Regions from separate parts of the Homo sapiens genome. Here region 1 is linked to region 2. The links are chromatin contacts, found by Hi-C or POLR2A ChIA-PET in ENCODE. All regions are on one chromosome and are shown on one strand. The core of a region is the stretch at or near the end of the contact, and the rest is flanking DNA. Distances in the headings are between cores, read along the strand shown. Region 1 holds the start of ZNF473CR (ZNF473 cis regulating lncRNA). Region 2 holds the start of IL4I1 (interleukin 4 induced 1).

Region 1 (6,482 bases), core at 2,037-4,536, 150 kb after region 2:
ACCTAAGTGACCTTGGGAAGGTCAGAAAAATCTCTCAGGGCCTCGGTGTCCTTATCTGTAAAATGGGCATCACCTACCTCAGAGGGCTTTTCTGAGGATTAAATAAATAAATGTGAAGCACTTAGAACTGATGGCCAGCACATGAGGGCTCACCAAGTGTAAGCCACAAATACACATCAGCTATAGCACAAATATACTTGTGTTACAAGAAAGGAATTAGTAATCTGTGTTTACTGTAGTTAATGTTCTTACAATGTATCGCTTTTAATTTAAGTTTTCCTTTTTTACAGTTTTTCTCCAGCACTTTACTCTTCTTAAGTGCCTGGCCTTTTTTGTCCCTTTATCTCTCCTGGTTTTTTTCTTAAGCCCCAGAAAGCCAAAAAGAACATGTAAACTCTTCACCTCAACTAGCTACAACCTTCCACTCCTAACCTCCCAAGCTTCTCACTTAAAGAGGACTCCCTATCCCACAAACACATGCTCCCTCTTCCTATGACCTTCCTCCATTTAACAGTGTTGGTTATGCAATAAGACACCCAATTTTTCATGGGAGTTGACACCAAAACACAGCTGGATTCCATCAGGAAAGCTGCATTGATCAGGGTGTTAACCGCATATGAAACAACCCATATGGAAGACATACTTAGGGGTCAAACCTGTGGTGTGTGGAAGTGACCACTGGGATGTCATCATTCACCATTTATCCAGGATGGCCGCTCACCAGGCAATTTGCTAGGCTCGGGGGCGGGTAGTATCCATACACTATGCACTACTGCTCTGAAGCTTCTGGAATCAGAAATGAACCCATTTTCATCGACGATTGCTGTTAGTTGACAAGTGACATCTTGAAAATGCCACATTCCCTCATGTCACAGGAAGTTCTGGGATCACCAAGGATTGTTGGAGAGTCCAGTGAGATGGAACCACACAACCAGTTCCCTACCAGTGTCTTGTCAGCTCTGGGTGTTTGTTCCCTGCCACTAAGTGGCTCAGTCACACCTTTGCTGAAACACAGTAGTCTTATGAAAAGCACTGGACACATACTTTGAATACCTTTCATATTTTAGGTGCTGAAAATGGTGAGGGAGTGAGTGCTCTGCACCCTTGGGCTTTTCAACTCTTGCACCTGGAGTTCTGCTGGTTAAGTTTGTTAAACTTAGTTGAAACTGGGAACCTGTTGGCTAACCATTGGGGCCTTACACTGTTTTTCAAATGGTTGCAACATTTAACTTCTCGCACATGGTTCCCGTCCTCTGGAGCTCTGTCTTGTCGGGGAGATGGGCATGTTGTATACCAAAAGAGTGTACAAAGTGTTGCAGGGCTGTGACACAATAGGGACTCTATGGAAAACTGGCAGCCATTGGGTGTGGGGGCAGTCTGTAAATCAGTCACCTGTGTTGCTGCAGGCCAAGGTAGAAACGCCCTCCGTGTGTGCATATTTGTTGGTTCTCTGATTAAAGTTTTGAGTCTAAAAGCATTGGTTCCTTCTCTCAGCCTGCTGCCATGCAGCCACGCATCAGTCCCTGCCTGCCAGGCCTCACGTCTTTGCTGGGGAGGGCTTCTGGTGGCGATCAGTAAGAGGGAGCAGCTCAGTTTTCCCACTGTCTGGGCGGGGCATGCGCCACTGAGGAGGCACACAAGTTCAGCTGGTCCTCAGATGCATCATCAAACAACACTTTTCAGTCTGTGTGTGGGCCTAAGTAACCAAGGAGAGAGCACAGGCAGCCTGCAGTTCACTCTTCACAGACATGTCAGGCCCCAGGCTTGGGGAGTGTTTCTAATTAGCATCCAGTAATACATATAACTTTGTTTATACTTTAATTTTTGTCCCCACCTTTTTCCTTTAGTGACAAGTGACAAGAGATACTAGTTCCTGCTCATGGTAGTAATAGAAAGTTTTTTTTTTTTATAAACTGAGCTGATAGGGCCGAGTGTGGTGGTTCATGCCTGTAATCCCAGCACTTTGGGAGGCCTAGGTGGGAAGATGACTTGAGCCCAGGAGTTCGAGACCAGCCTCAACAACGTGATGAAACCCTGTCTCTACGAAAGAAATATGCAAATTAGCTGGGTAGTGGCCACTGATCACTTAAAAATGATTAAAATGGCAAATTTTATGTATATTTTTACAATTTAAAAACATTTAAAGTTTAAATTTAGATAAAAGTTTAAGTTTAGATAAATTTAAAACATTTTAAAGTTTGTGTGGTAGGCTGGGTGTGGTGGCTCATGCCTGTAATCCCAGCACTTTGGGAGGCTGAGGTGGGTGGATTGCTTGAGCTCAGGAGTTTGAGACCAGCCTGGGCAGCATGGTGAAATCCTGTGTCTACAAAGAATACAAACAGCCGGGTGTGGTGGTACACGCCTGCAGTCAAGCTACTAGGGAGGCTGAAGTGGGAGAATCGTGAGCCTGGGAGGTTGAGGCTACAGTAGGCTGTGATCATGCCACTGCACTCCAGCTTGGGCGACAGAACAAGACCCTGTCTCTGAATAAAGGAAAAAGATGTGATTGGAAAAAGAAATGAGCTACAGGAGCCTAAACCAAGCAAGGCTAAGATGGCAAAACCCAACACCTCTGAGGCTGATGCAAAGACAAGCTCAAACGAGGTCAAGGTATAAAGCAGCAGCAAAGTCTTCTCTAGGGCCAAGGTCTCCCCCAACATTTCAGAGATGGGGACCCCTTGTCGGAACTGATACCCCAGCTAAATTCCAGCTTGACTTCTGGAAGGGCTGGAGACTAAGGTCAGTCAGGGTGATCAGCCCTGTCAACATAACCAACCCCATAACCCTGGGTACCACGGCGTGGGTGAGCTTCTCTGGCAACACTTTGTGTGCGGTCACACATCATTGCTGAGTGCGTTAAATGCTTTCCATATGACTTTACTGGCAGAGGACACCTGGAAGCTCACGCTTGGTCTCTCCTAGACTCCATCCTATGCACCTTTTCCCATTGCTGGTTTTAATCTCTATTCTTTAGCTGTAGTAAATGCAATCAAGTATAACAGCTTTGCTGAGTTTTGTGAGCCCTTCTAATGAATTACTGAACTTAAGGGTCCACTGCCCTCTCTGAGCCTCAGTTTCTTCAGTGGACTCAAGAATGATACTCAGTGTAAGGATTCTCAAAACGAGCATCAGCAGGTTCCGCCCACGCCGGCCTCCTGGGTTCAGTTCTCTAATAACCACCTCCCTTCCCCGCCTACTCCAGCCAATCCTTGTGCTGACTCGGCTCCTGGCCACGCCCTAACCCCACCCCCGCTGCCTCTAAACCCGTCCCCACCCCTGCAGCCTCACAGGCTGCCGTCAGATTCTCAAGCCCCTATTCCTCTCGGTGGCCTAAATCCCCAACTGCTCGGGGCCACTTTTCAGGCCAAAATGGGCCCAAAATGGGGAGGGCAAGTGATGAATGTCACTAGACAGTGGGGCCCTCAAGGACCTGGCAAATGGGGGCTTGGACCTCGGATCGGCCTCCCACGCGAAGCTTGCTCCCCACCAGCATCCCCACGTTGGTGGCGACGCTGCCCCGGCCCCACGGATACTTCCGCGCCTGTCAGACTCCCTGATGAACTACCCTTCCCAGAGTACCGCGGGAGCTCGGGCTCCTGAGGGCGACGGTCCTCTGATGGCAGATGCGGGAGAAACTCTGGCGTCAGGCGGCCCTCGCGTGGAGCACACGAAGTCGTGGCTTATTCTGGCTTCAGTATGTGGGGTGGAGAAGGCGATCCACGCAGCTGCGTCTATTTCCTGTGGATCAATCGCAAAATACGTTCTGTAAGCCCCGCCCCCACTGCGTGCGGGCGGCTTTTGTCTCCACGGCAACCGTCAACTCTGGAAACGCCTGTCTTTCTCCATGGCAACTGTCTACGCCGCAGGCTGGAGCTGCCCATTACCGGAGCCCGTAAGCAGTATGGGTGCTGGACAAACAGCGTGATCGGGTCGTAAAACTTGGTGGAAAACGAATATTAGAGCACAAGGAAGGAAAAACCGGGCTGGGTGGGACTGAAATAGTTGATGTGAGGGAAGATTTCTCAAAGGGAGACTATTTTTTTATTGTTTGTTTGTTTTTTACTTTTATTTTTTCAAGACGGGGTCTCGCTCTGTTGCCCAGGCTGGAGCACAGTGGCACGATCTCGGCTCACTGCAACCTCCGCCTTCCGGGTTCAAGCGATTCTCCTGCCTCAGCCTCCCGAGTGGCTGGGATTACAGGCGCCCGCCACCATGCCTGGATAATCTTTTGTATTTTTAGTAGTGTGAAAAATGGGAAAGTTATTCTTCAAAGATTATAAAAAGTCACAATTTCTTAGTATAAGATTGCTATCCACTATTATATATTCCAAATCAGCTGTCCTAGCTTGCTCCGGCATGCCTGGACAGAACTAGACAAGCCCCAGGACATAGTGCATAGTTAAGGAAGCATCCTTAACTATCCCCTGGGCAACTTCCTTTTCTTTGTTCTGTTCCCCTTACCCAGTTAAAAAAGTTTTAAACTAATAGCCAATCGGGTAAAGTGTAAAATGTGAGGTCCTATTCCAGCCAATGGAAACTGGACACAGCAGTAGGGTAGACACATCAGGTTATAATAACTCTGTCTCCTTAGTTTGGCGGGGTCTCGTGGCTGGACAGCTATTGAGTAGCACCCTTTCTGCAGGAAGTAAAGCTCACCTTGCTGAGAGATCATTTGTTCCCGCATTAATTCTTTTTTTTTTTTTTTTTTTTTTGCGACACCAAAAACCTCGTTCCCAACAGTAGGGGTTTCACCATGCTGCCCAAGGCTGGTCGCCAACTCCTGACCTCAGGTGATCCACCTGCCTCCCCCTCAAGTGCTGGGATTATAGGCATGAGCCACTGCTCCTGTCCCATGAGGCGGCCTTTGAAAAAGGCTTTGAGGGATGAGCAGGAGGTCGCCAGGAAGAGAAGGGAAAATATACTATATCTATAGATCTGGCCAAAATTAAAAGTCTCAACGAGGGTGTGAGGAAACTGCCGTTCTCCTACCCTGCTGGTAGGGAGAGGAATGTCTTCAGCCTTTGAGGAAGTAAATCAGTCAGTCAGTTGGTGATGTTTGCTGAGAACCTTACTGTATACTGGGCAGACGCTAGGGATACAGCGGGGAAAGACAGAGGGCAGGCAGTAACCATGAGACATGATTGGAAATTATAAGTGCTGTGAAGTAGGCTGGGTGTGGTGGCTCACACCTGCAATCCCAGCACTTTGGGAGGCCAAGGCGAGTGGATCACTTAAGGCCAGGAGTTCGAGACCAGCCTGGGAAACATGGTGAAACCCCGTCTCTACTAAAAAGACAAAATTAGCCAGGCGTGGTGGCGGGCGCCTGTAATCCCAGTTACTCAGGAGGCTGAGGCAGGGGAATCACTTGAACCTGGAAGGCAGAGGTTGTAGTGAGCCGAGATCACACCACCGCACTCCAGCCTGGGCCACAGAATGAGACTCTGTCTCAAAAAAAAAAAAAAAAAAAAAGTGCTGTGAAGTAAACAGGCAGGGGCTGAGATGGGAATGAAGGAGGGACTGTGGGATCAAGAAACATAATTCTTTGAGAACATAATGTGAAATAATATAAATAATATCAACCTCAAGAGAAATGTAGAGGAATACTATGAATTGCAGCTGGAATCTGCCCTAAATGTACATTTCTTCTTCCTGGTGTTTGTGACAATTTGAGTTGGGGTTTTCTTTTAGTCACAGCTGAAGGCATCCTGATGTGCTAGCATAAACAAGATGAGTGTCTTGCTTTTGATGCTTTTAGCTACTCAAGCCAGTAAATTATCATTCTTGTTTGAACTGTGTGAGAGGTGGTCAAGTTCAACATTTGAAGGGAGAGTTGAGAGATACTGAGTGGGAGAGAGGGATAGGAAAAACATGCCTTCTTTCTGTTTAGGTTTCTAAGGTGATAGGAGATAAGCCTGGAGCTGCTCGTGGTCACCTTGCCACCATGGGGGGAGAACCTGCCAGAAAATGAAACTAACCAAAAAGGAAGCTGAGCTAAGAGGAGTGACCAGATTACTGACATGTCTCTTAAACACCTGGATCCATCTGTTCCTGAAGGCAAAACTGTTCAATTACATAGGCTAATAAATTCCCTTTCTTCCTTAAACAAACAGAATACTCTTGGCTGGAAATGAATCTCTATCTTATACCAGAAATTATTTAAAAATCCAGATGGATCAACAGCCGGGCACGGTGGCTCACGCCTGTAATCCCAGCACTTTGGGAGGTCGAGGCAGGCAGATCACGAGGTCAGGAGATTGAGACCATCCTGGCTAACACGGTGAAACCCCATCTCTACTAAAAATACAAAAAATTAGCCGGGCGTGGTGGCAGGCACCTGTAGTCCCAGCTACTTGGGGGGCTGAGGCAGGAGAATGGCGTGAACCCAGGAGGTGGAGCTTGCAGTGAGCCGAGATTGCGCCACTGCACTCCAGCCTGGGTGACAGAGCGAGACTCCGTCTCAAAAAAAAAAAAAAATCCTGATG
Region 2 (5,893 bases), core at 2,971-5,470:
CAGCCTTCTTCTTGGTCCACCTGGCTTCCCCCTTCTGGCCAGGACCTCAGAGGGAAGGCAGTGCCCCTTCACTCACTCATGCATCTCGCATCTCTCAGACTCCCAAACCAGTCAGTGTCAAGGCATAGAAATGACCTGGACATGGCCCCCATCCTGGTCTAGAAGGGGAGATGGGCAAGTGGGCTCTGACCTGGGTGGGGAGGGGATGTTGGGTGTGGCCAGTTCCTCCCTAAAGGTATCAGGGAAGGCTTCCTGGAGGAGGGGACATTGGAGCTAGTTCTTGAGGGCTGAGCAGGAGTTCCTGTGTGGGGAAGGGAAAGGCATTCTGGAAAGGGAGGGTGATACACAGGTATAGTGGGTGTGAGGAACACAGAGCTGGGGGCATGTGGACCACCATGAGGACAAAAATTTCTTAGAGGAGAAAAGAGCATGAGGCTGGAGGGGTGCAGAAGGGAAGGCCAGTCAGGGCTCAAAGCTGAGCCTGAAAAGATCAGACTTTGTCCTGGAGGCAGCGGGGAGCCACTGGGGGCTGTGAGCAGCATCACTCTGGGTGTGTGGGAAGACGTTTCTGGTACCAGGCTGGGGAGACTAGAGCCTGGGCAGCTTGAGAGGAGGCTGGGGGAGGGTCCAGGGCAGAGGAGGAGGCCTGAGCTGGGGCAGGCAGAGGGGAGCAGGGCACAAGCGTCAGGCGGCAGGGGTGGGCACTGATGGTGGGGGAGGTGGGCGAGGAGGAGGTCAGGAGGAGGATGGCTCCTAGGGGTCTGCCCGTGACTGCGGGATGGTGGGGCCATCGTGAGATGGGGGCACCGGGAGGAGGAACAGGTTTAGGGGAAGCTTCTGAGCCCAGTGTCCTGGGGAGGGACACAGATCAGGGTCTCGGGAGGCAGATGTCTCCATCAGCCCATGGATCTATGTTTAAGCCAGAGGTGGAGACTGGGGAGGTTATCCAGGACAGTGTGTGGGTGAAAGGGGAAGAGGCCAAAAGCTGATGCAGCTTTGGGGTCAGCAGTGTTTACGGGGAAGCTAAAGAAGGGAGTTGGGGCCGGGGGCAGTGGCTCACGCCTGTAATCCCAGCACTTTGGGAGGCTGAGGCAGGTGGATCACGAGGTCAGGAGTTCAAGATCAGCCTGGCCAAGATGGTGAAACCCCGTCTCTATTAAAAATACAAAAATTAGCTGGGCGTGGTGGCGGGCGCCTGTAATCCCAGCTACTCGGGAGGCTGAGGCAGAGAATTGCTTGAACCTGGGAGGCGGAGGTTGCAGTGAGCTGAAATGGCGCCATTGCACTCCAGCCTGGGTGACAGAGTAAGACTCCATCTCAAAAAAAAAAAAAAAAAAAAAAAAAAGAAGGGAGTTGAGAGATGACCCATATGTGTAGAAGCCCCTGGGCTGGCCCATTCTCATTCTCGGATTTCAGTGAGTAGGTCAGTGGTTAGACCTCATGGCACACATCCCCTTGGTAGAATTTCCATCTCCACCAACAGGCGCCCCACCCCATGGAGGGGACTGAAGGGATGCCAGAGAGAAGAAAAGCCGGGCCGGGGCGAGCTTAGGAGGAGGACAGAGAAGTCAGGGCGGGAGGAGGGTGCAGGCGGTACCCACCTGGTTGAGAGCCATCTGGTAGATGTCTTCGGGCGAGTGGCCCTTTTCCTGGGGACGCAAGGCGTAGCCCAGCTTCTCGGGCACCTTCTCCACCACATAGTTGCGCAGCTTCACTTCGTGCACCTCCGTCCACGTGTTCTTGTCGTACTGGGTGAACTTGGTCAGGTTGAGCCCCAGGCCCTGGCAGAGCTTGTGGAGGATCCTGATCAGGGGAGTGGGTGAGTGAGGGCCGGGCTCCAGTGGGGGTGGCCTGGTCCCTAGTGGGACTTGGAGAAGAGGGGTGGGAGGGGAGAGTAGCTGGGGACCAGCATGAGGCTGGGGGTGGGGCTAGATTTGGGGTAATCAATGCTGGGGGATGGGAATGAAATGGGGACAAGGCTGGAGGCCTCAGGGCAGTACCAGGATTAGGATTGGGTTAAGAGTGGGATAGAGCCCAGATTAGAATTGGGAAGGGGGACAGAGTTTGGGTTGGACGGGGGTTTGAGATGAAGAAGGGGCCTGGGGCTGGGGTGCCTGAGGGTGTGGGGATGGTGGAGCTGCAGGCCTGGAGGGGCCAGCACAGGAGCTGGCTTTTGCACCAGGCAGGGCCAGCTGGAGGTCTGGTTGGACCAGGTGGCCCGAGTGTTGCCAGAGGCCCAGGGCTGGCGCTGGAGGCAAGACTGAGGTGAGGATTAGGCGAAGGATGGGGTTGGAGGCTGGGTTTGGGAGTCAGAGTGGAAGTTCGGGCCCACTCTGGTGTGGGCATGGAGCTGGGGGGCTAGTTGAGTCTAGGCACACAGGTGGGTGGGTTGCTAGGTCACCTGTGAGAGCTGGGCATGCGCATGGCTCCCAGCTCCCCAATCCAGCCCGTGTTCTGGTCCCGGTAGGTGAAGATGCGGCCCCCGATCCTGTTATCTGCCTCCAGGATGGTGACCTGAGGGAGTCCGTGGGGCGAGGAGGGCCCTTCAGCTCCACCCACTGACCATCCCCTGCCCTCTACCACCCCGTGCCAGCCCCCTGCCTTCTTCCATCCCCACAGTGGCCCAGACCCAGACTAGGAGAGGGTCCCCTTCTGTATGGAGGTGGGGGAACAGAACTGAGTGAGCAGTTCCAGACTGCAGGAGGAAGGCTGCCAGCTAGACTGCAAAGGGACTTCCCAGCTCGGGGAGTTCGGAGATGACCCATATGCGTAGAAGCCCCTGGGCTGGCCCATTCTCATTCTCGGATTGCAGTGAGTAGGTCAGTGGTTAGACCTCAGGGCACACATCCCCTTGGTAGAGTTTCCCTCTCCACCAACAGGCGCCCCACCCCAGGACAGAGGAGCTTTGAGCCAGTGAGACTTCCCTCTGGGATGAAAAACGTGGGACAGGAAAGTCTGGGGCCTCTCAGTGGAGACATGTGACAGCAGGGGGCTTGGGCCTCACCCCCAGACTACAGGGAAAGATAGCCTCTCCCCCCACATCCCCACCTCCACCCCCTCAAGGAGGAACGCGGCCGTGTCCCTGTGCCCAGGGACTCCAGCCTGCAGCAGGAGGGACTCCAGGTAGACTGCAAGCAGTGCTTCCCACCTTGTGTCCAGCATCGCTGAGCACCTTGGCGGCCACCAGCCCGGCCACACCAGCGCCAACCACAATCACCCTCTGGGGCTTCAGGGTCCGATTGAGCCCCCAGGTCACCACCTTGAGCAGCTGCTCATAGTCAGGATCCTGCATGCATTTCTCGAAGGGGTCTTGGCTGCGTTCAGCCTTCCAGTCCTGGGAGGCCACCAGGCTGAGGAGGATGGGGACGAGGACGAGGAGGTGCAGGGCTGGGAGGAGGAGGACAGGGTCAACGGGGTTGTGGCAGGTCGGGGGAGAGGGGTTCTACTCACTTGTTCCAGAGCCCCTCCCCTGCTTACTCACCCAATGGGGCCATGACTCTCGGTGGGAGATGGTGTCTGGGGTGGAGGAGAAGGGAGGGCTGTTGTGACTGAGGCCTGTGACCACTGTAGCCTGACTCTGTCTCCCATGGGCTGCCCAGCTGCTAGAGCCGGCCCTCCCCCAGTCACTGTCCTGCTCTCTGGACCTGTGTCCCCTAACCCCATTCCTTCAGAGTCCCCTGGACCGTCCCTGCCTCCCTCCTCACCGGTCTCCACCTCTGCCACAGCTCTCTCGGGTTCCTGTCTCTTTCTCTTCTTTTCCCTCTTTCTTTCCTTTCTTTCTTTTTTTTTTAACAGTCTTTCTCTGCCATCCAGGCTGGAGTGCAGTGGTAAGATCTTGGCTCACTGCAACCTCCGCCTCCCAGGTTCAAGAATCCTCCCACTTCAGCCTCCCAAGTAACTGGGATTACAGACACCCATAACCAAACCTGGCTAATTTTTGTATTTTTAGTAGAGACGGGGTTTCGCCATGTTGGCCAGGCTGGTCTCGAACTCCTGACCTTAGGTGATCCACCCACCTCGGCCTCCCAAAGTGCTGGGATTCCAGGCATGAGCCCCCGCGCCCGGCCTCTTTTCCCTCTTCCTCATCTCCCCAGCTCCTGACTGCTTCTCAGTCCCTATTTCTGTGGGTCCTGTCTCTCTGTCCCCCCACCACTGGCCGTGTCACTACCTCCAGCTCTTGGTGACAGCAGGACAGCGCGGTCCTCTCCACTGCCCTCCACTGTCTCTGCTGTGGCCCTTTCTCTCCCCTTAAACTGGCAGAGCCCCGCCCACCCCTCCTTTTGGGAAACTGGCCGAGGGAAATGAAACTGGTTTCCTGGAGCTGCTCTGGTCCAATGCTCAGAGTCTAGTTGAGGTTGGAGAAAGGGGGTTGGAGGAAGTTAATCAGTCTATTCACTTCCTTTTGCCCCAGATAGTTCTGGGGTGGTTTGGAGGCCAGAAATAGATGCTCAGGTAACCGTGCCAACAACGGGGAATCCCCTTCGGTTTGCCCCCGTCCCTGATCACCAGGCCACTTGTTTCTATCCTCCCCTGCACTCTCTCTGCCTCCTTGATTCCCACGGGGACAGAGGGGCTACAGGTCCCTGGGCCAGGCCAACTTTCCCCTCCAAGTCCCTCTCCGTCAGGTGTCGCCATGTCCTGCAGGGCCCCCCATGGTTCCACTTCCCTCTCCACTTGCCACCCAGAGCCTCAGTCTCCCCCTCCGTTACATGGGTGTAGCAGTGGGGCTGGCAGCCGTGGTCCCGGGGTCAGGACGTGGGCTCTGAGCCCGCCCTCCCCTCTGTGGCTCTCGTCTACAGCTGTCAAATGACGTCTACAGACGTCACAGTGTTTTAGGATCAAGTGAGTGAATCCAGGTTAAGTTCTGTGGCCGGAACCTGGGGTAGTACTGGAAGCTGCTCCTTTGGAAATGCCAGCTGCTGTGGCCGCAGGGGCACTCAGGGGTTCTATGAGTGACCACCCGGCAGAGGGAAGCGCCCAGGCTTCACCCATCCCTGCTTTAAGAACCACCTCAGTGCTCAGGGCAGGGAGTGGGGCGGCACCTTGGAGTGGGTGGGGGTGGAGAAACAATAGCAGGGACTTTCCTTGGGGTGGGGGAGAGGGAGCCAGGGGCTCCGTGAGGAGGAAAACCAGAGGGAGGCAGATTCTCTGCAGCAAGGGTTGGGTGGGGGTTGGAGGGCATTAACAAGAAGGAAGATGGGAAACTCCCGCAGTAAATCAAAGAGGGATGCGGTTATGGCCGGGAGGGGCTGGGGGGTGAATGTGAGTAACAAGGCATGTGACGCAGGGGCGGGAGGCCGTGGCAAAGGGAAATGATCAAAGAGCTGGAGAGTTCAGGGACCGAAAGAGCTTGGGTCAGCAAAAATAGTGACGAGGGCCAGGGGTGGCTCACGCCTATAATCCCAGCACTTTGGGAGGTCGAGGCAGGCGGATCACCTGATGTCAGGAGTTCAAGACCAGCCTGGCCAACATGGCAAAACCTCGTCTCTACTAAAAATATAAAAATTAGCCGGGCATGGTGGCATACGCCTGTAGTCCCAACTACTCAGGAGGCTGGGACAGGAGAATTGCTTGAACCCAAGAGGTGGAGGTTGCAGTGAGCTGAGATCGTGCCACTGCACTCTAGCCTGGGTGACAGAGCCAGACTCCATCTCAAAAAATAAAAAATAAAAATAAAAAATAGTAATGAGGGCCGGGTGCGGAGGCTCACTGCTGTAATCCTAGCACTTTGGGAGGCCGAGGTGGGAGGATTGCTTGAGCCCAGGGGCTCGAGACCAGCCTGGCCAAGATGGCGAAACCCTTTCTCTAAAAAAGAAAAAAATAGTGACAAAAATGTTCCCATGGCGATCACCTGCCTTGGAGGCCGCCTGGTGCTCAGGGCTTTGCACCCATC

The links. Hi-C counts contacts between places; a loop is a spot of excess contacts on that map. ChIA-PET counts read pairs that join two places held with the same protein, here RNA polymerase II (POLR2A). Pooled maps may share reads with other maps.
Region 1: a pooled map shows a loop between it and region 2 (2.2-fold over the local background). The contact joins the promoter of ZNF473CR here to the promoter of IL4I1 in region 2. A Hi-C loop is called at or near these places in 1 of 50 pooled maps. POLR2A ChIA-PET finds 5 or more read pairs at or near these places in 3 of 52 experiments (AG04450, GM12878 and T-cell).

Annotation. Positions count from the first base shown.
Region 1 is chr19:50,047,303-50,053,784 of GRCh38, forward strand. It overlaps ZNF473CR (ZNF473 cis regulating lncRNA), which reads left to right and starts at 3,287. Exons shown (of 5, transcript NR_138096.1): 1 at 3,287-3,892. It overlaps ZNF473 (zinc finger protein 473), which reads left to right. Exons shown (of 5, transcript NM_015428.4): 5 at 1-1,474. RefSeq lists enhancers at 3,333-3,542, 3,574-4,254.
Region 2 is chr19:49,892,667-49,898,559 of GRCh38, forward strand. IL4I1 (interleukin 4 induced 1) reads right to left here and starts at 4,221. Exons shown (of 8, transcript NM_152899.2): 1 at 4,169-4,221; 2 at 3,482-3,516; 3 at 3,149-3,387; 4 at 2,402-2,514; 5 at 1,602-1,803. The coding sequence starts at 3,494. RefSeq lists enhancers at 2,707-2,756, 5,151-5,330.